2 separate regions of the Homo sapiens genome follow, and region 2 is linked to region 1. Evidence: chromatin loops called from intact Hi-C (ENCODE). Cell type or tissue: MCF 10A. All regions are shown on one strand. Links, peaks and the distances in the headings refer to the core of each region. The heading gives the core; the rest is flanking DNA.

Region 1 (9,047 bases), core at 531-8,530:
GTTTCTCTATTCATACAGTTTAGAACTTGATTTCAGTGATTAACACCTCCCTTACCCCTTAGGCCTGCTCTAATAAAGCAAAATAAAACATTTTAGAACTCAAACATAAAATGTGTAGGAGTTGGTTATCTGTGATTAATAAGAAATGGGGTGATATCCTCTTCTGCTGGTTTGTTGCTAAAAAAATTAGCAAGAAAGCTCATTATTGTCAACCTTGTTACCTAGAGTGCAAAAGTTGCAAGTGTTAAGTAGAAGGGTGTGACCACATTTACCTTGGTGGGGATGTGATAGTATTTGGACTTCTTTATCATAGAGGTGAAAAAAAAAAAAAAGAACAGATTCCTCCAGGCTGGGGCTTTTGAGTTGCAGCTTTAAAAGGGTTTGTGTAATGGAGCCTGTTTTATGGTGTGGGAGGGCAGAGCCCTTGAATTTGCGGCTTGACTCCAAGATCCTAGTGGGATTAATTAGGATGCTTCCTGTCGCAAAAGAAGGGAGAGGAAATAAAAAACTCCAAGAACCATGAGGAAAATGTTCTCTTGCACAAGACAAGAGGAAGAAGTGCTGTGGTTGGGCAGCTTCTGGGCTGCTAGACTCCATACCTTTGGTGCTGATCTGTCCACCCTTCCCCTCTGCTGTGGTGGCTTTTGTCAGCATGAAATGCCCAGTGGAAGGCGGGGCCTGTGTCTTCCCACTTGTCTCTTTTGAAGAACAAGGACACCCCAGGCGGGAAACCACCTCCCTGCCCTCTCCTTCTGCCTCCCTCTTCCTGGCCACAGTCACGGTGTGCATTCATGGGTTGAGCATGGTGAACTGGGCAGAAACATGGGAGCCCCCTGAGTCGGGATCCTGCTAGAAAGAAGGCTGCTGGATGCTGAGTGGTGGGTGCACAGGTAGCCAGCCAGCATGGTGTCCCACTGGGGTTTGGGGAACTCACAATACCTTCTGGAGGTGCCATGACTTGTGGTGATTTGCTTAAGCCTTGATTTGGCTCCTGGATTAAGTGCTGCACATATGCTTGCACTGAAGACTTTGGAATAAAATTAATTTCTAAAGGGATAATAGTGATTCTAATGACACATCTTGTTACTATATGTGAATTTATTAATAATAAGACCACAAGAAATTGAGGTCTTAGGTTTTTATACCAAAATATTTCTGTTTTATCATGTCCTCTGTTAAAATAAATAGTACATATCAGTGAAAACCTTGGGAATTGAAGGTTCTGGTGGCGCGCCTCAGAGCAAACGAAGCATCTATCGGTGTGTTAATCGACTTTCCTGGATCATACATTGAGCTGATTTGTCAGAATCCATTAAGCTGGTAGACAGTATGACATTTCAAGTGCAACTTGGAAATCCATGTTATGGTTGAAGGAGAAGGTCAGGTCCATCTCAGTTAATGTTAATCAACGATCAGAGACCAAAATGTCACCATTGAATGTTCTTGTTCATTTTAATTGTTTACCTAATGTAAAGGTTTATCAGCGAACATCAGGAGTGTTTGTACCTGTGAAAATCTAGGACAATTTTCTGATTAAATACTCCTGTATCAGCCACATCTTTTCTCTCAGATTCATTGGGTTCCCCAGCCCCCATCCTCTTTCAGGGACCCACCATTGCTGCAATCCCTGATTACCAAGAAATGCTGGAGGTGCTGGCTCTACCACTTCTTGCAAACCTCACCCTTCTGGAGTAGTCTGTGCCTTAAACATGTGAATATTACTTAAAGGTGTTGGTTAGCCATACCAGGGAGTCCCTAGGGCATAAGGAATAGTGGATGCAAACTCACAGGGTTGCTCCTCAGTGCTTTCACTTTAGCCTTTGTATTTCTGTAAGGACCTCCAGCAGTCTTGAAATTAAAATGTATGAAATCAATTTTCCTTTGCACTTAAAAGAACTGGTTTATACAGTATCATATGTAACTGTGCAAATGTAATTTTTAACATCTGGAAAGATACCATTGACTTCAAGGAAAGCTTTTGCCTTGGCTTACAGAAGTAATTTCTGGCATTGAAAAAGGACTCTTTGAAGGGGAAGTGACAGGACAGCTGCTTCCTTTGGAGCAAATTGGTAACATGTCCAATCAACTCTGTAGGATCCAGGTGGACCCAGAAATGGAACCAGTGACCATCTGGAGACTGACCAGAGGCAGGATCCCACCCCACTTGAAGAGAATAAATCTAAATTACAGGTTCGTTTCTTTCGGGGGCGGGGGGGCGGGGAGGCAACTCAAAACTGTGTATTTTCTTAAAGTTAACTTTAAGAATTGGAACCAAATATTTTTTCTTCTATCAATATTGATTACATATTTTAATTCATATTTCGTGTTGCTAATTGTAAAAAATTAATTGTAAGGTAGTGTTTAAGCTTCTGAACAATCTATAATAGTGTTTTCAATAAAGCAAACTAATATGAGAAAAAAATAAGACATCTAACACTGATTTGATTGAGTTCTATCTCAGTCAAGCACAGTCAAACATAGACGTGATTATCAGAGTATAAGGTCTCAGGTGCTAGGTTCTTGGGGCAGTTGTAAGAAAAGAGAAGGCAGTCTCCATTCTCAAGAGCTGGATGTACCAGCCTAAGCAGACATTGCTGTCTAGACTGTCCTCTATGATATCAAATATTGTGCCAATCTTAAGAAGATGAGTTTTGGGTGTTGCTTTCACTTCAAGCAAAATTGAAAACCCACTCTCTGGAGAAAACAGAGTTGGCAATCTGAAGCCCTTTGGCTTTAGGAAGGCCTCATGTTCCTCTCACATTTCTGCTTTATTGTTTTCACCTCTAAACTCCAAACTCCTTGTTTTTCATGAGTATTTTCCTGCATTCACGATGGCCTCCTTTCTCTCTCATTTCCCAGGATGTAATACCTCAGCCGCTGCTAGATCAGTATGTGTCCATGACTGACCCAGCTCGAGCCCAGACTGTCGATACTGACATAGCCAAACACTGTGCCTACAGCCTCCCAGGGGTGGCACTGACCCTGGGCAGGCAAAATTGGCACTGCCTGAAAGATACATATGAAACACTGGCTTCTGATGTACAGGTAAAAGCCTTTCCAGAGGCACGTGCAGAAAGAGGGTGGGTCATTCATTAGGGAGAAAAGGGAAGCTGCAGCAAGGCTTATTGGCCTGAATTTTATGTGGATGCAAATTGGCATGTTTACTGGTCTCTGATGAAATAAAGCTTTAAGTGGCCAACACCTGGCAGTATTCATTTTGCTCCAAAAATGCCATGTAAGATACGGAAGAGGTTGAATTGCACTTGCTTGTCGTGATTCGTGTGTCTGCTATGCACCCCTAGTGGAAGGTACGGCGAGCCCTAGCCTTCTCCATTCACGAGCTGGCTGTGATTCTTGGGGATCAGTTAACAGCAGCTGACCTGGTGCCTATCTTCAATGGATTTTTAAAGGATCTGGATGAAGTGCGAATAGGAGTTCTTAGACACCTGTATGATTTTCTAAAGGTAGGAAGAAGGGTTAAAAGCAAAAAACAAGCCTCCTCTCTCCGAATCAAATTTGTGAAGCCCTGGATGTCTATGGTGTCAGTGAAAAAAACAATGCAGTTTTTAGCTTTCTTTAGCTGAAATGTACCATCCATAATCTTAAAGTGGATGTTCTTTCAGTGATGGGTAAATATTTTAAACTTTTTTCTCCTCATTTTCCTGTCCATTAGAGTTTTAATTCTGTGGAAGATGGTAGACACAAAGCCTAGCACACTCTTTGCAAAAGAAGAAATCAAGGCCCCCAGGTAGTGACCTGACTTGCCCAGAAGTCACCCAGGGGAAGAGCCTGGGCTGAAGTCCAACCTCTGTTCTGCATGAAGCACTTTTTCTGCAAGTCGCTGCTGCTTCCCTTCTGGCTTCCCCCCCTCCCCCCCAAACGAACGATGAATATAAAAAATAAGAGTTTAAAAATGACCTAGAGAAACTAATTACTCTCATCCACATGACCAAGAGCTGCCCTTCACGGACTCTGGTGTGCGCTGCTCCAGCTGAGTCTCTCCTCTCCTGGTGCCGAGCAGCCTCGCTCCCTGGGAAGCGGCAGTGGCACACTGTCTTCCAAACACACACAGACTGGGTTTTTGTTTGTCTGTTTTTTTGTTTTTAGATAGGAAATTACTAAAGCAGGAAGACCTCAGGGGCATTCAGAAATACATAATAAGCACATGTCCTAGCCAGGGGAAAAGGTTGGAGGTGTTCAGGGATGCATTTGATGTCAGTGTACAGCAGTGTTCATTCGCAGCCACGCTGCGTGATAGATGACGAGGTGTAGGGGAAATGCAAAAGTTCTTGCCAGTGACAAATGTATAATTGGAAGTGGAATAAAAGGGGGCATTTGGGGTCATTTTGAAGGATTATACATGTTTGTTTATATATACATTTTTAAAAAATAGTTGCTTCATGAAGACAAGAGGAGAGACTATCTTTATCAGCTTCAAGAATTTGTAGTGACTGATAACAGCAGGAATTGGAGGTTTCGATATGAACTAGCAGAGTAAGTAAAAACATATTTGGGGATATGAGAAAGCAAACTAGATGGAATAAATCTTAATTTTCTTACCATATAATTGATTTCTAAAGCAGCAGCAATAGTGTTCTTTTAGATAAAGAGATTATGTTTTTATTAAGGTATAAACAGAATTCCAAAAACCCTGAGTTACAAATACCACAGTCTCCGGGGAGACATTCATTTTCAGATGAAGACAGGGCTTGAGTCACTTTCGAATTAGAGTGTTCTGCTGTTCTAGAAGGCAATTTATTTGAACCAAATAAAAGATGAATCACCCACTCTTCAGTGTTTTCCTATTAATCGGAGCAGTTTTTACCAGAGCTTTCCTGAACATTCTGAGTGTGGTCCTCTCCGTAGGGTACAGCATGCTTAATGCCCTTTAGCTACTGTGGGAGACAGGAAGGGGTCTAACCCAGATGAGATGATTATGAAACAAAAAGGTTCCCCAAGGTGGCTCCTATCTGCACATCATTTTGTGCCTGAAGGAGTTATTTAATTCTGTCTTGAGCTGGCAAAAGGAATGTTCCAGGCTTTAGTGATGATGAAAGGGTGGAAGCATCAGTTTAAATAACTCCCCTTCCTAAGGTATATAATGTGCCTTTCACGGTGTGGAGGGAATTTGTTTGTGGCAGTTGTTGTTTGGGTTTTAGTTTTTACCTTGTTTTCATTTCGGTGTCTTTAGTTTTCATTTTTCTCATCCACAACTAGAAATCTCTCAAATAATTGTCTTCCCTGAATAAATTCATCAGGCTTTTGCAGCTATTCAGGATATGATTTGGCTGATGCCAGGGGCAAACCGAAAGCCTTTCTCTTTGCTGTGGTCTTTAATCATTCTGCTTAATTTGAGAGATTGAGGTTTCAGTCATTTTACCATGTTCCCAGCATCCTGTTCTGAGTCGAGAAAAACAGGCCCACGTTTTCCATGAAAGCAGTGCGACCTCTAGCGGCGGCGCACGGGAAGTAGGCGCGCTCGGTGCCCGGCGGGGCTTCCCCGGGTGGTTGCGCGGCCCCAGTGCCCGACCACGTTATCTAGCCCCCTACGCGCCCTATCTCCCATCTCCCGGCTTATTGAAGCCACAGCGACTGATATGAATTCTGTGCTCCGGTGCCCATGATATTGGTATCATGTTTTTGAAAACGGTGCTTTTTGATATGAAAGTATTCACCAGCACTCCGGGCTTCTGGTTCTAACTTCCTCCCCATCTCTTTTTCATTTCCTTTCGTTGCCTGGGTGAAAGCAATGTCATTTATTTTCATGCCCTTCTCCCCATCCCCATTTAGAAAGTAGTGAAAGCTTTGGTAGTGGGTTTTCGCAGCCAGCCGTCTCCTGCATGCTTTTGTCTTTCGGAGTAAGGAGCACGCGCTCCCAGTTCTCTCCAAGCGGACCTCGCTGCAGTGAAACCACCTCGTGCTGCCAAGAGCCGCGAGCAGGAGCATCCGGTTCGGTTTGCAGTCGGAGAAACGCCGGGGCGGTCGTGCAATCTCAGAGTGTTCGCTTGATCTGTTGACCTTTGTGAACTTCAACATTCTGGCTATTTTTATGTTATCTGATTTTTAAAGTTTTATGTGCTTTTCAACTGATAACCTAAAATTGAAATATTAAATCTGTATTCATAAATTTCTCAGCCTCTATTTTACAGAGTTTATTTCCTTTTTGTTTGATTTGTATGTGTGTGAGATGAAGAATTAAAATTTTGTTCACATTTTTTTTGCATGGTCATTTTGCTCAGCTTTCTGCTGTTGGCATTTTACTGAAGACCGAAATCTTGCTGGGTCTTTTGCTGTTCATTTCCCAGCCTGGCTATTTTTATCTGTAAGATGAAATAACAGTAAAAAGAAATCAATAATTTTGTTTTTTTGCCCAAAAATAATGTTTTTTTTGTTGTTGTTTTTGTTGTTGTTGTTTTCCTTTTAATTTCAGACAGCTGATACTGATTCTGGAACTCTATAGTCCCAATGATGTTTATGATTACCTAATGCACATTGCCTTAAAGTTGTGTGCAGATCAAGTTTCTGAAGTTCGGTGGATCTCCTTCAAACTAGTAAGGAATCAGGGCATTTGCTCTGTGATTTTTACAAATAGGAATGTTGATGTATCTTCCATTTTAACTCTTTTAATTTTTCTGGGCTTACTTTGTCAGCTAACCTATGAAACTAGCTTTTAAAATTTGAAATTAGGAACTATATTATAGTTTTATCAATTTGTAGGATAGCTTTTTTTGTTATATGTTTCAGTGACGGCAATTGTGGAGTAATCCTTTTATATATGAAACTCTTTAAGCCATAGGTTAGTGTTTTTAAAATACAGGTTGATTTACAGCTTGGTTTTGTAGAAAAATATTTAGTGAGCAAAGACTCTGCTGTAGAAAAGCTGATCCTATTTTTTTATGTGGGCTTTACACCAGCTGAATACTGATGAAAAAAAATCACATTTGACAATATTGATTTTAAGATACTCTGATGGTATTAAAATTTTATAAAAATGACATGTTCTGAAAGGTAATGATTTAGTTATTAAGCAAGGGGACATGCTCTAAAATTTGGAACCTTAAGATTAAGAATGTATTTTTCTAATGTCAGTCTCCTTTGAAGTTTCATTTTTATGAAGGGTTTTATGTGTGTGTGTGTATTGCCTATATTTAAACATCTTTTTTCTCTGTGTTCTAATGATGACCGTGACAAAAATTACTTTCTCCTGCGCCTATAAATTCATTTTAAAGGTGGAAGGATGCATAAAAATGTCTAGTTTCCGTGTAGAGTAGTATTCGTAATTCAAATAGATGGCAGCATTTTAAATGTGCTCTTTTGATGTTTTTCACAGGTCGTGGCAATTCTGCAGAAGTTCTATTCCAACAGTGAAAGTGCATTGGGGTTAAATTTCATCAATGAGCTCATCATAAGGTTCCGGCACTGTTCTAAGTGGGTTGGAAGGCAAGCTTTCGCTTTCATTTGTCAGGTTAGCAAGACCCCGGGAGGGATCTACCCTGGGTAACATCTGCCACGTGATGAAATCAAGTTCACCAGACAGAGAATCTCAGCCTGGAGCACTAGCCAGGAACTGAGGAATTAGTTCACCTAGCCCTGTTATCTCACAGGACATTGGGACCAACCCAGTGTGGTGAAGGGACTTGCCCAGGGTTACCCCACTGGCATACTCATTTGCCACATAGCTATTGATTGAGTACCTACGATGGTCCAGACAGATTCTAGATGCTAAAGACAAAGTGAACAAGCCTCTGCTCTCCCACATTTCCATCCAGTAAGATAAGGGCCAGGCCCACAGTCCACTCCTTTCCTATACAGGTCTGTGTCCACCACTACACCTCACCTTAGCCAGTGGCTTTGGAAGGAAGGCAGGATGAAGAATTGGGCAGTGGGTTAGGGCAGAGACTTTAACCTCTTTAGAGTAAATGTGTAGAGTTCGTATCATCCTGTCCAGCTCCTCAGATCGCCCTCTCTACTCAGCCTCTTGGAAATGAGGGTGTGATTTATGTTTGCCTAGGAGCAATGGCAGTGATAATGGCTGCCATTTCTTGAATACCTCTTGTGTGCCAGGTATCACATCACACATTTAATTCTCTAATAAAAAGTAATGTGTCATGGCGGGCACCTTTAATCCCAGCTACTTGGGAGGCTGAGGCAGGAGAATCGCTTGAACTCGGGAGGCGGAGGTTGCAGTGAGCTGAGATTGCATCACTGCACTTCAGCCTGGGCAACAGAGTGAGACTCCATCTCAGGGAAGAAAAAAAAAAACCAAGAGGTAATGTGTATTGAGCATGGCATACCCATTTACCTTTAGACCAGCTCTTTTAGGTGAAACATTTGAAGCCCAGAGAGGTTAGGTCACTTGTTCAAGATCACACAGGAAGTGTAAGCCGATGATTTTTTTTTTTCTGCTAAAGTATTGTTTTAAACATTTTAACTTTCATTACACACGTTTTCAAGCATATACAAAGGTAGAGGGATTGCTGTAATGAACCTCTGTGAACCCACCACCCAGCTTTGTTGATAGTACAGTGAAGCCGTGGTTGGGACCGTACCTGACCCCAGACCGCAAAGCCCCCTTTCTCTCCCTGATGACCACGGGCACCAGAGGACTCACCAGCGCCCCCTCTTGGACCAGTGGGACATTACAGGAGTGCTTTGGCAGCCCACTCTGAGAAGGGCAGTGGATGGCAGAGTGAACAACAAACTCACAGACTCACAAACTCACAGACGGCACAGACTTTTGTGAAGGAAGAGTCAATGTTCCAAATCAATTTGTGGAGAAAGCTTAAAGGAAATAGTTTTTGCTTTTATTTTTAAATTCTTTATCTGAGATTTAGAAAGTCTGAAATAAACAAAAGGACTCTTGGGACTGCGGGGGAAGGGTGGGAGGGGGTGAGGGGTAAAAGGCTACACATTGGGTGCCATGTACACTGCTTAAAGGAGCCTAGGAATATGTGCCTGCCTTCTAGTGTTGTCATGGGCTTCCGTGGGCTGATAAAGCTGAGCTACCCAGCATGGCGCCTGGCACCTAGGGAACACCAGCAGCCACC
Region 2 (9,047 bases), core at 309-8,308, 1.2 Mb before region 1:
CTGTGCCTTAGCTTCCTCCCCTGCAAAACAGATATGACAACGACAGTCGATCACTGTATCAGCCAGGGCATGGGCAGGAGATGGTGAAAATGGAGGGGAATTGAGAACAGGGACAGTTTATAAAGGTGTGGGCCGAGGGGGTCACACTGGTCACGGGCAAGTCCATGTGCAGCTTCTTCAGCGAGATCTCACACTCCATCACACTGGAGGAGCTGCCATGCAGGGACCACATCCTCAAGCTCTGCCAGGACATCTTCCTGGCGTGCGAGACCCATGAGCTGGAGCTGGAGGAGGAGCTGTCTGCCAAGCTCATCTTCCTCTATCGCTCACTGGAGACCATGATCAAGTGGACTCGTGAGGAGTAGGAGCTGCTGCTGGCACCCTAGAGGGAAGGGAGCCGGCCTGCTGGGCAGCACGGCCACACAGGGGGTGGCACTCCTCAGGCTGGAGGAGCTGCTGCCCCGTCCAAGGCCACCAGCTCTGATATGTCCTCCCGGCCTGCCTGAACCCTGATGCTGCTGTCAGAGGACACTGTGTCCCCACGGCCTGATTGGTGCTATAGTCCCTGCCCTCCCCCATGCAAACTGTAGAGTTTTTAAAATTACAAATGTTTTATTTATATAATTGGAAAGAAAAATTGTGTGTGCCCAGATCAGGTGGGAGGACATGACCACCTTCGTGCCAGATGGGGCAAAAGGAAGGAATGCTTACTGGAATCTGATGTCAGCACCAGTGACCTGAGGGCTAGCAGAGGGCTGCCATTGACACTTAGATCCTTATTTGGGGGGACCAGGGGGATAAACAACCAACCTCAGTCTCTTCTCCCTGGCTGAGCTCCTGCTGAGGGTCCCTATAGGCTGAACCCCCGGAGAAGCCTGAGTGTAGGGGAGCCTGTGGCGAAGGTGAAGGTGAAGCCACAAAGAAGCTGGAACAACAAGAAAGCAGGAAGCGTGAGTCAGGGAGGAGAAGGACAAGGAGAAGATGGGAATCCGGGTGAGGCTGTGTGTGAGGAGGAAGGAGGTCCTGCAGCAGGGGCTGTGGCATCCTCAGGCAGACATTAGTGTAAAGGGGGTGAGACTGTGAGTGAGGAGGAAGGTCCTGCAGCAAGGGCTGCGGCGTCCTCAGGCAGACATTAGAGTAAAGGGCCTCCACCACCTGCTGCCTCCACCCCCAAGTCCTCTCCTGTGGTTCCTGCCCTTCCTGGGATCTGGTGGTTGAGATTTTTCTTGGCTCCTGGGGCACACATTTTCGTGACAACCTCTGTATTGGCGAGGGCTCTTTAGTTGCAAAGAAATCCACACTGGCTTGAGCCAAAGGAGGAATGGTTGGCTCATGTAACCGGCAAACCAAAGCGTGCTGACTTGAGGCATGGCTGGATCTAGGTGGTTGAAATATGAGGAATCTGACATTCATTCTCCACCTCTCAGTGCTGTGTTCTGTATTTGTGTCTGTATTTGCTACCTAATGCTTTGCAACAAATAACCACAAAATTGAGCTGCCTAAAACAACAATAAACATGTATTATCTCACAGTGTTTGTGGGTCAGGAGTTTAGAAGTGGTGTAGTGGTTTGAGGTTTCTTATGAGACTGTAGTCAAGATAGTAACCAGGCCTGCAGTTATCTAAAGATTTTGCTGGAGCTGAGGAATCTGTTTCCAAAAGGGCTCACTCCCATGGCTATTGGCAGGAGGCCCCAGTTCCTTTCCATGTGGATATCGCCACACAGCTGCTTGAGTGACCTCCCAACATGGCCACAGGGTTTTCCCAGACAGACAGAGAGATCCAAGACATCAGGGTAAAGGCTGCAAGTCTTTAATGAACTAGCCTGAAAGTCACACTCCGTCATTCCTGCAACCTTCTATGGTAACACAGGCCAGCCTTATCCAAGGTGGGAGGGGACTACATAAGGACATGAATACTAGGAGGTGAGACTCATGAGGGGACATCTTGAAGACTATAACCACAGCTTCTTTCTCAGGCCTTGCAGAAAAGCAGTTCCAGACTGCCATCCCAGCAGGAGAAAAGGAGAACCTTCCCAATAATCTCAGCAAAATTCCCAGACCTGATCTCACTGGCCTGAATTTGGTCACATGCCCATCACTAACCAAATGACTGTGACTCTGATTGGCCAGGCTGAGTCACATGCTTACCCACTAGGTCAGGGAGGAGGAAGGGTAAACCCCATGGCAGTCATGTGGACTGAGAGTGAGTGTGGGCTCTTCCCCGAGGTGGAATAAGTTGCTGCTACCAGTGAAGGGTGCCTAGATGCTGAGCAGACAAGGAAATAGAGGGGTTTCTCCACAAATGCAAAAGCCTCTGTCCTCTGGGGAGGTGTCGCTGGAGGAGTAGGCAGAGGACCTAAGATATGAAAGATGAAGGATGGGAGTCTAGAAAGAAGGACAGGATTGCCAGCAGACTCGGGGAAAGCAATAAGAATTTGCATTTTGGGCTGGGTGCGGTGGTTCACACCTGTAATGCTAGCACTTTGGGAAGCCAAGGAGGGTAGATCATTTGAAGTCAGGAGTTCAAGACCAGCCTGGCCAACACGGTGAAACCCCATCTCTACTAAAAAGACAAACATTAGCCAGGCATGGTGGGGGGTGCCCGTAATCCCTGCTACTCGGGAGGCTGAGGCAGGAGAATTGCTTGAACCCAGGAGACAGAGGTTGCAGTGAGCCAAGATCACACCACTGCACTCCAGCCTAGGCGACAGAGAGAGACTCTGTTTCAAAAAAAAAAAAATGTACATCCTGGGTTTTCTTACCACCAGTTCCATGAGCCAATCACCTCCCAGCGCCCCAGTCCCAGGCAACTACATGTCCAGCACATCCCTCTTCTCAGAGCAAAGGCCAGTGAAGAAGTAGTGTGTTCTTAGTACCCTACTGCCCATCCTGAAGGAACAATAATTTAGAATTCATTTTCTGGCCAAAGCACATTCCTAAACAGAGGTCAGGCCGTGTGTGGTGATATTAATCCTGGTAACTGATAGAGTGACAGCTAAGAGCTTAGGCTGTGGTTTTAGCAACCTTATGTCCTGGTTCTGCTACACACCAGCTGTGGAACCTTCACAAAGTCTTTCCCCCAGTTCCTCTTACCCTCAGTTTCCTCATCTGTGAAAGGGGGGATAATAATTGGACCAATCCCACAAAGGTGATGTGGGCATTGAATGATCCAAGGGAAGTGCCTGGACGGAGCAGGTGCTGAATGAGCATTAGCTCTGATGGGGTCTTACACTTTCTATTTCTGGACAAAGGCAAACCTTTCCACAGTACTGCCTCCTAGCTAAGAGTACGTGCTAAGAGGCTTGTCAAGCCATAGAAAACCATCTCTGCCACTTCCAGCTAGCTAGATCTTTCTGTGCCTCAGTTTCTGTATCTGTACGATGGGCATAATACCACCTCCACTTGGTAGTGAGGATTAGGAAAGATGATGCGTACAAATCATCTATCTCTGTGGTTAACTAACAACATAAGCCACTAAATAAACAGCAGTTGTAGTCACTAACTAAACTGCATAGAGGTTAGGAGCTGGGACTCTGGAGCTGGACTGCCTGAGCTCCAGTCCCAGCTGTGTGACTTCCCAGCTGTGTGACTTTGGCAAATTACCCACTCTTTCTGAACCTCAGTTTTCCAACCTGTGAGACAAACACTTGTCAGGGCCATTGTGAGCATCCCGTGAGCTGCCAGGCAGCCTGGACGCAGGAGCCATGGCATTGTTCACCGCCCGTTGGAGGGTTATTGGGTTTGCCACTATATGTGTTGATTGGGTGCCGGGTGGTGTAGTCGAGATGGAATCACCATAATTTTCATTCACAAAATTCAGGTAACTGCTTGAAATAGACTCCATTTGGGGCCTGCCCTGGGATAATTACATAACGTGCCACTTAATAGTAATCAGTGAAGAACTAATTAAAGCAGGCGTTTCTCTGACAGCCATCACAGATTGCTCAAGAGAGCAGGTGAGAGCAAAGCTGAACCGCTCCTGAAGCTTCTCTGTGCTGTCAGCCCGCGGGCGGAGGCCCAGGGAGCCGGGCTGGGAGTGGCCGGGAAGGGCCCCCGAGCTTTTGTTCTCTCCAACTTGTATCTCCAAGCTTCCATGGAGACAGAGAAAAGGGGTCGTGAGGAGCAGCGGGTGTGGGGCCTGGAAGCCCCCAGGGTTCTGTTGGGCCATGGGGGGCCTGGGTGAGAGTCTCGCTCTAGACTGGAGGGACACCCCCAGCAGGCTGGGCCCGCTCCTCTCTCTGAGCTGCATCTCTCAGGGTAGGTTGGCAACGAGAAGGGGAGCTCGCAGAGATGTCACAAGGCTGAATGGGACAACACCCGGACCACAGGTGGGGGAAGCCCCCGAGACAGGACCACGCAGCCACTTGCTGGCAGTGTGAAGGGGCGTGTCGGCATGGCAGGCACAGCCTGTGGGCTTGCTGGAGCCAGGTATGACCACAGATTACTTTGTGAATGCCCCACCACTGCCCCTCCGGGGCTGAGGCTCTAGGAGCTCAGAGAGGCAGCTTGGCCTGCCTGAGACCTCAGAGCTGGGACTTGGTCAGGGGTGACACAGACCCACAGGAGAGTCGGGCCTTCTGGAATTTTCCAAACCAAATAGCATGCAAGTTTCTGTAGTGGTGGTGGAGAAGGGTGCTGGGGAGAGGTCAGTGTGAGTGGAGGTCCAGTCACAGTTCCCAGGACTGTAAAAGGCCAGGACAAACCAAAACTCGGATATGCCGAGTAAGTGCTGGCCCCGAGGGTGGAACTGGAGCAGGCAGCCAGTGTGGCTAAGCCTGAGAGGGGGTACTGCGGGCTCCTCAGACACAGATACTTCCCTCCCCACTGTCCCCACTGTCCCCACTGTCAGCAGTTCAGAAGCAATGAAAGCTGGGAAGAATGAGGGGGAAGAAATGGATGCAGTCGCCCACAGATAAGGGGGAGATGCTGAGGTTGCCCTGACCTCCTTGGATAAAGACCACACCACACTCATTTACACACCTGTTCACTTTTTGGGTGTAGGTGCCCTGAAGCCCCCAGAGAAAATTCTAGAGAAAATGCTGCTTTCCGACCAGAGAGGGTGCTGTTGCCTCACAAATGAGCTACCCAAGGATTTGGAAAAAAATTTCCTTGCCGTGATCCAAAGACTGAGAAGTTTCTGTCCATAAACAGCCCTGAAATGGCCTGAATCCTGCCAAACCCTGGGCTTTTTTTCCTGCTAGTACCCATTTTCTATACTCCCACAGGTTGGGGTGAGGAGAGAGAATTATCAGAGCTAGGGAATATTGATGATAACTGCAATGGCTACAATGTCTCACTGCCCTGTAATACTTGCAGCAGTCTGAGACCTGACCTTGTGCCAGCTACCATGTATCACAGCCAGCCCAGTGCACTGTGTGCCAAAGCCTCACCCTGTGCTAGTGCTTTGCACACATTTCCTCTGATCTCACAGTCACCCCCGGGGGAGATAGGGTTGCCCACATGTTGCAGGACCTCAGTGCTACCAGTCACTTGCCTAAGGTCCCAGGTAAGTGAGTGAAAGTCAGTCAGAAAGCTGTCATTTGGACCTGGGTCCACTTGGCTCCAGAACAAGTGCCCTTTAACCACTTCACTATGTTATTTGGGAGCTACATGGCAGGTGGGCCCCAAGCTAGACAGTGGCACGTCTCCTCCCCAGCTGCACACCTTGTTCTGTTCCGGGGGACATGTGTCTGACTCCCGCAATTGGGGAGGAGATAGGCTGACATGGGCTGGATCTTAAGGCCTAAATACGAAAAGAAAACACATCTCTCCTCTCCTATCTTCCCCGGCCTGCTTTCAGTTGTTTCTGGTCTGCCTCTCCGGGCTGGGCTTCGAGGCTCTTCTCTCTGAAATGCCCTGGACGGGTCTGCAAGAGAGAGAACCCTTGGAGAGGATTCCATTAAACAATGATCTCTGGCCAGATGTTCTGTTTTTATGCCACATTTTTTCTTTTTCTTTTTTTTTCTTTTTTCTTTTTTTTTTTTTGAGACGGAGTCTCACTCTGTCGCCCAGGCTGGAGTGCAGTGGTGCCATCTCAGCTCACTGCAACCTCCATCTCCCAGGTTCAACCGATTCTCCTGCCTCAGCCTCCCAAGTAGCTGGGATTGCAGACATGTGCCACCATGCCCAACTAATTTTGTATTTTTAGTAGAGATGGGGTTTTACCATGTTGGCCAGGCTGGTCTCGAACTCCTGACCTCAGGTGATCCACCCACTCAGCCTCCCAAAGTGCTGGGATTACAGACATGAGCCACCACACCAGGCTTAAGCCACATTTTTGATGACCTGTGGAGGCCCCATTTCCCATTTTTAGGGAAAGGAAGGACTCACATTACTGAGAAAACTTGGTGTAGGCCACTGATTTACATGGCAGTCTTCCAAAGGAGGCTAAGGTCTGGGCCCCCTGGTTCAGCTGGGCCAGCAATGAGCAGCGTTCAAATCCCTGAGTCGGGCCGGGGAAGATAGGAGAGGAGAGATTTGTTTTCTTTTCACATTTATGCCTTAAAAAGAGAGAGAGACTGAGGGATGGAAAGTAGACAAGGAGGCCATGAGCACGACTCCTTGCAAGCCTGGGTTTATGGAAAAGCATATGTCAATTCAGTGTTCACAAAAACAGACTTTTTCCCCACTGTGGACTGCTCTGCCAGCTATCTAGTTCATTTCTTGGGGCTACTCTGAGTTCTTGTAAATGAAACCGATGGCGACCACCTGCAAAAATGAATGTAATTAGGCAAAATATGCTGATTTGACACCAGCTGGAATCAATTGGGCATACTGAAATCCCAAGAAGCTTAAGATGACTCTCAGGATGGAGTTTTTCTCATGACTTGACGTCTGTCCAGCGGTGTTCACTTAACCCCAAACAGGGTTGGTCAGCGGGGAGCCTGAGGCCAACATCCTGGAGCCCAAGAAGGCAGGCAAAATGGCAGCTGGGACCTCAACACAGCAGGGCCTCTCTGCGTCCCATAGGGCCTCCGCCGGCCTCTGCCCGGCACATTTGAAATGTGTACAGGAAACACATCTGTTCTGGATCCTTTTCCCCACTTCATCAGCTTTTCTCGATGTTTCTTATTGCAGCTGCAGAGCCAGCCCGCATAGAGGAAAACTGTGCACAGGTGGTTTCCATTTCTACTCTCTGCTGGTGATTTTTCAAGTCCTCACCCTCCTCTGTCCCCAGGCCTGACAAGGGCTGTCTGGGAGCTCTTCACACTGAGCTGCTGGCTTCAAGGGAGGGCTGCTCATGCTGGGTCTGCTTGGGATTCCTAATCAGAAAAGGGACCCTCCCTTCTTTTCTTGAGCTGAGCAACAAGACAATAGCGTATATGAATCTTAATCCAGTGGTTCTTAACTGGGGGGTGATTCTGCCCTCCAGGATGCTACTAAATATCCTGCAATGCACAGGACAGGCCACACCACAGGGAATTCCCCACCCCCCAAATGTCAATAATGCCAGAGTTAAGGAGTCCTGCTGTGAGCTGTTCAACCCATTCCCTACTGATGGACATGACACAGGGTTTTCAATCTTTTACTTTATAAACATTGCTGCAAAAACTAATTTTCAACCTAGGTTGTCCTGCCATCAGTAAAATGTACTCCAGTGTCTGCAGTGCGGTACCACTGAGGTGACCAGGAAGGAGCAGAACACAGTCACATACATAAGATGCCCCTGGAAGGGAATCCCGGGGGCAGTACCTTTAGGGCAGCAAACTAAGGTGGAAGTCACCTCCAACTTGGGCTCCCAACTCGCTGGGCTGGGCCCCCTTCGGTCCTTCCCGACCCAGGGAAGACAAGGAGGGGTAAGATGGGAAACGGAGCAAAAGAGACTAGAGAACGACTCTGCCTGCCTTCTGAGGGCAGATGCACCTCCCCCGATGCTCGGGTCACTCATGCGCTGCTTGGCACCCGGGCCGCCTCCTGCGATCTGCAGAACCATGCTGCGTTGTTAGCCTGGCCCAGTCCTGGGCAGCCAGCCTGGCCAGGCTTTCCCACAAGGCTCTCCTACACCTGCACCTCCTCCAGCTGCACCCTGCCCTCGGCCTCCTTTCAGGGCCTTCACTGCCCTACACCCCAGGCACTCCACTGCCCTACACCCCAGGCACTCCTGGCCTAGTAGTTCCCTCTGCCCTGGCCGTACTCCACCTTTAGGGCTCAGCTCGAACACAGTTGCTTCAGGGCCATGTTCCCAGACCCTTTAATGGGCCAAATCCCCCTAACATAGGCCGTCTTGGCACCGAGCCCCTCCTTTTGCCCACACCAATCTCATCATTTTCTACTTCTTTGTGTGATTCTTTGGGTAACAGCCATATCCCCCACTAGATCGTGAACTTCATGAGGGTGGCAGCCAGGGATGTTCTTTTTAATCAATGTTGTTTTCAGAGGCTGGCAGGGTGTCTGGTACAGATGGGGTGCTCAAAAAGATGCCCTTGCAGGGGTGTTAACACTACTGTCCCCTCTCTCCCACCCCACAGCGGCCGGCCTTGACTACTTCCGGCTCTCCTGCCCAGTGCTCTCTGAAGCATCGCTGCTTTGCTCTCTTCCCAGCAAAGTCTGGAAAAGTTCTCTCTCCTCTTCAGTCTGTGAGTTGCACATGGCCAGAGACAATCTCTCTTGTTGACAGCTCTGTGCCCAGTGACAGCATGGTGTCTGGTATATGACCGGGAGTCCATGATGGATGGATGGATGAGTGAACAAATAAGAAAGGGAGGTCTGGAGAGAGACAGGAAGGCTGGACACCATGCTGGAAACTTGCATGTTCATGCTTTCGTGTGATCTTGACACCACATGTAAACCGTGTTAATTCCTTCTGTAAATGAGGAAAGTGAGGCCTCAAGATGGCTTAGCTTGCCCTCTGAATAATAGAGCCAATAAATAGTGGAGGCTTTTTCCAACTGGGGCATTCCAGCTTCACATCCAGCTGTCTTTTGGAAGTTTTTTGAGGACCCAAGGGTGAATCTGGACATCCGCTTGAGAAGCCCAATGCTAATTGGCTATGTGCAAATGTATCACATCTTGTATGAGCTAAAGTCATAAATTTATCCCTGGCTGA

What was found. Hi-C counts contacts between places; a loop is a spot of excess contacts. Peaks named below come from ENCODE experiments on the same cell type or tissue, not always from the same donor. Only the 100,000 strongest peaks of a DNase experiment are listed, where the experiment ranks them.
Region 2: it touches region 1 in a loop (29-fold over the local background); 7 of 110 quality-filtered maps call a loop at or near these places.

The regions. Positions count from the first base shown.
Region 1 is chr20:58,233,658-58,242,704 of GRCh38, reverse strand. It overlaps the pseudogene PPP4R1L. Among named protein-coding and RNA genes, the nearest start is that of ANKRD60, 9.5 kb to the right of the region's middle. RefSeq lists an enhancer at 741-1,241 and a silencer at 5,531-5,580. In MCF 10A, for the core only: a CTCF peak has its summit at 5,457 (motif pointing left); DNase peaks (open chromatin) are centred at 5,444 and 5,904.
Region 2 is chr20:59,451,937-59,460,983 of GRCh38, reverse strand. It overlaps the pseudogene PIEZO1P1. Among named protein-coding and RNA genes, the nearest start is that of PHACTR3, 150 kb to the left of the region's middle. In MCF 10A, for the core only: a CTCF peak has its summit at 5,035; no DNase peak of the experiment used is centred there.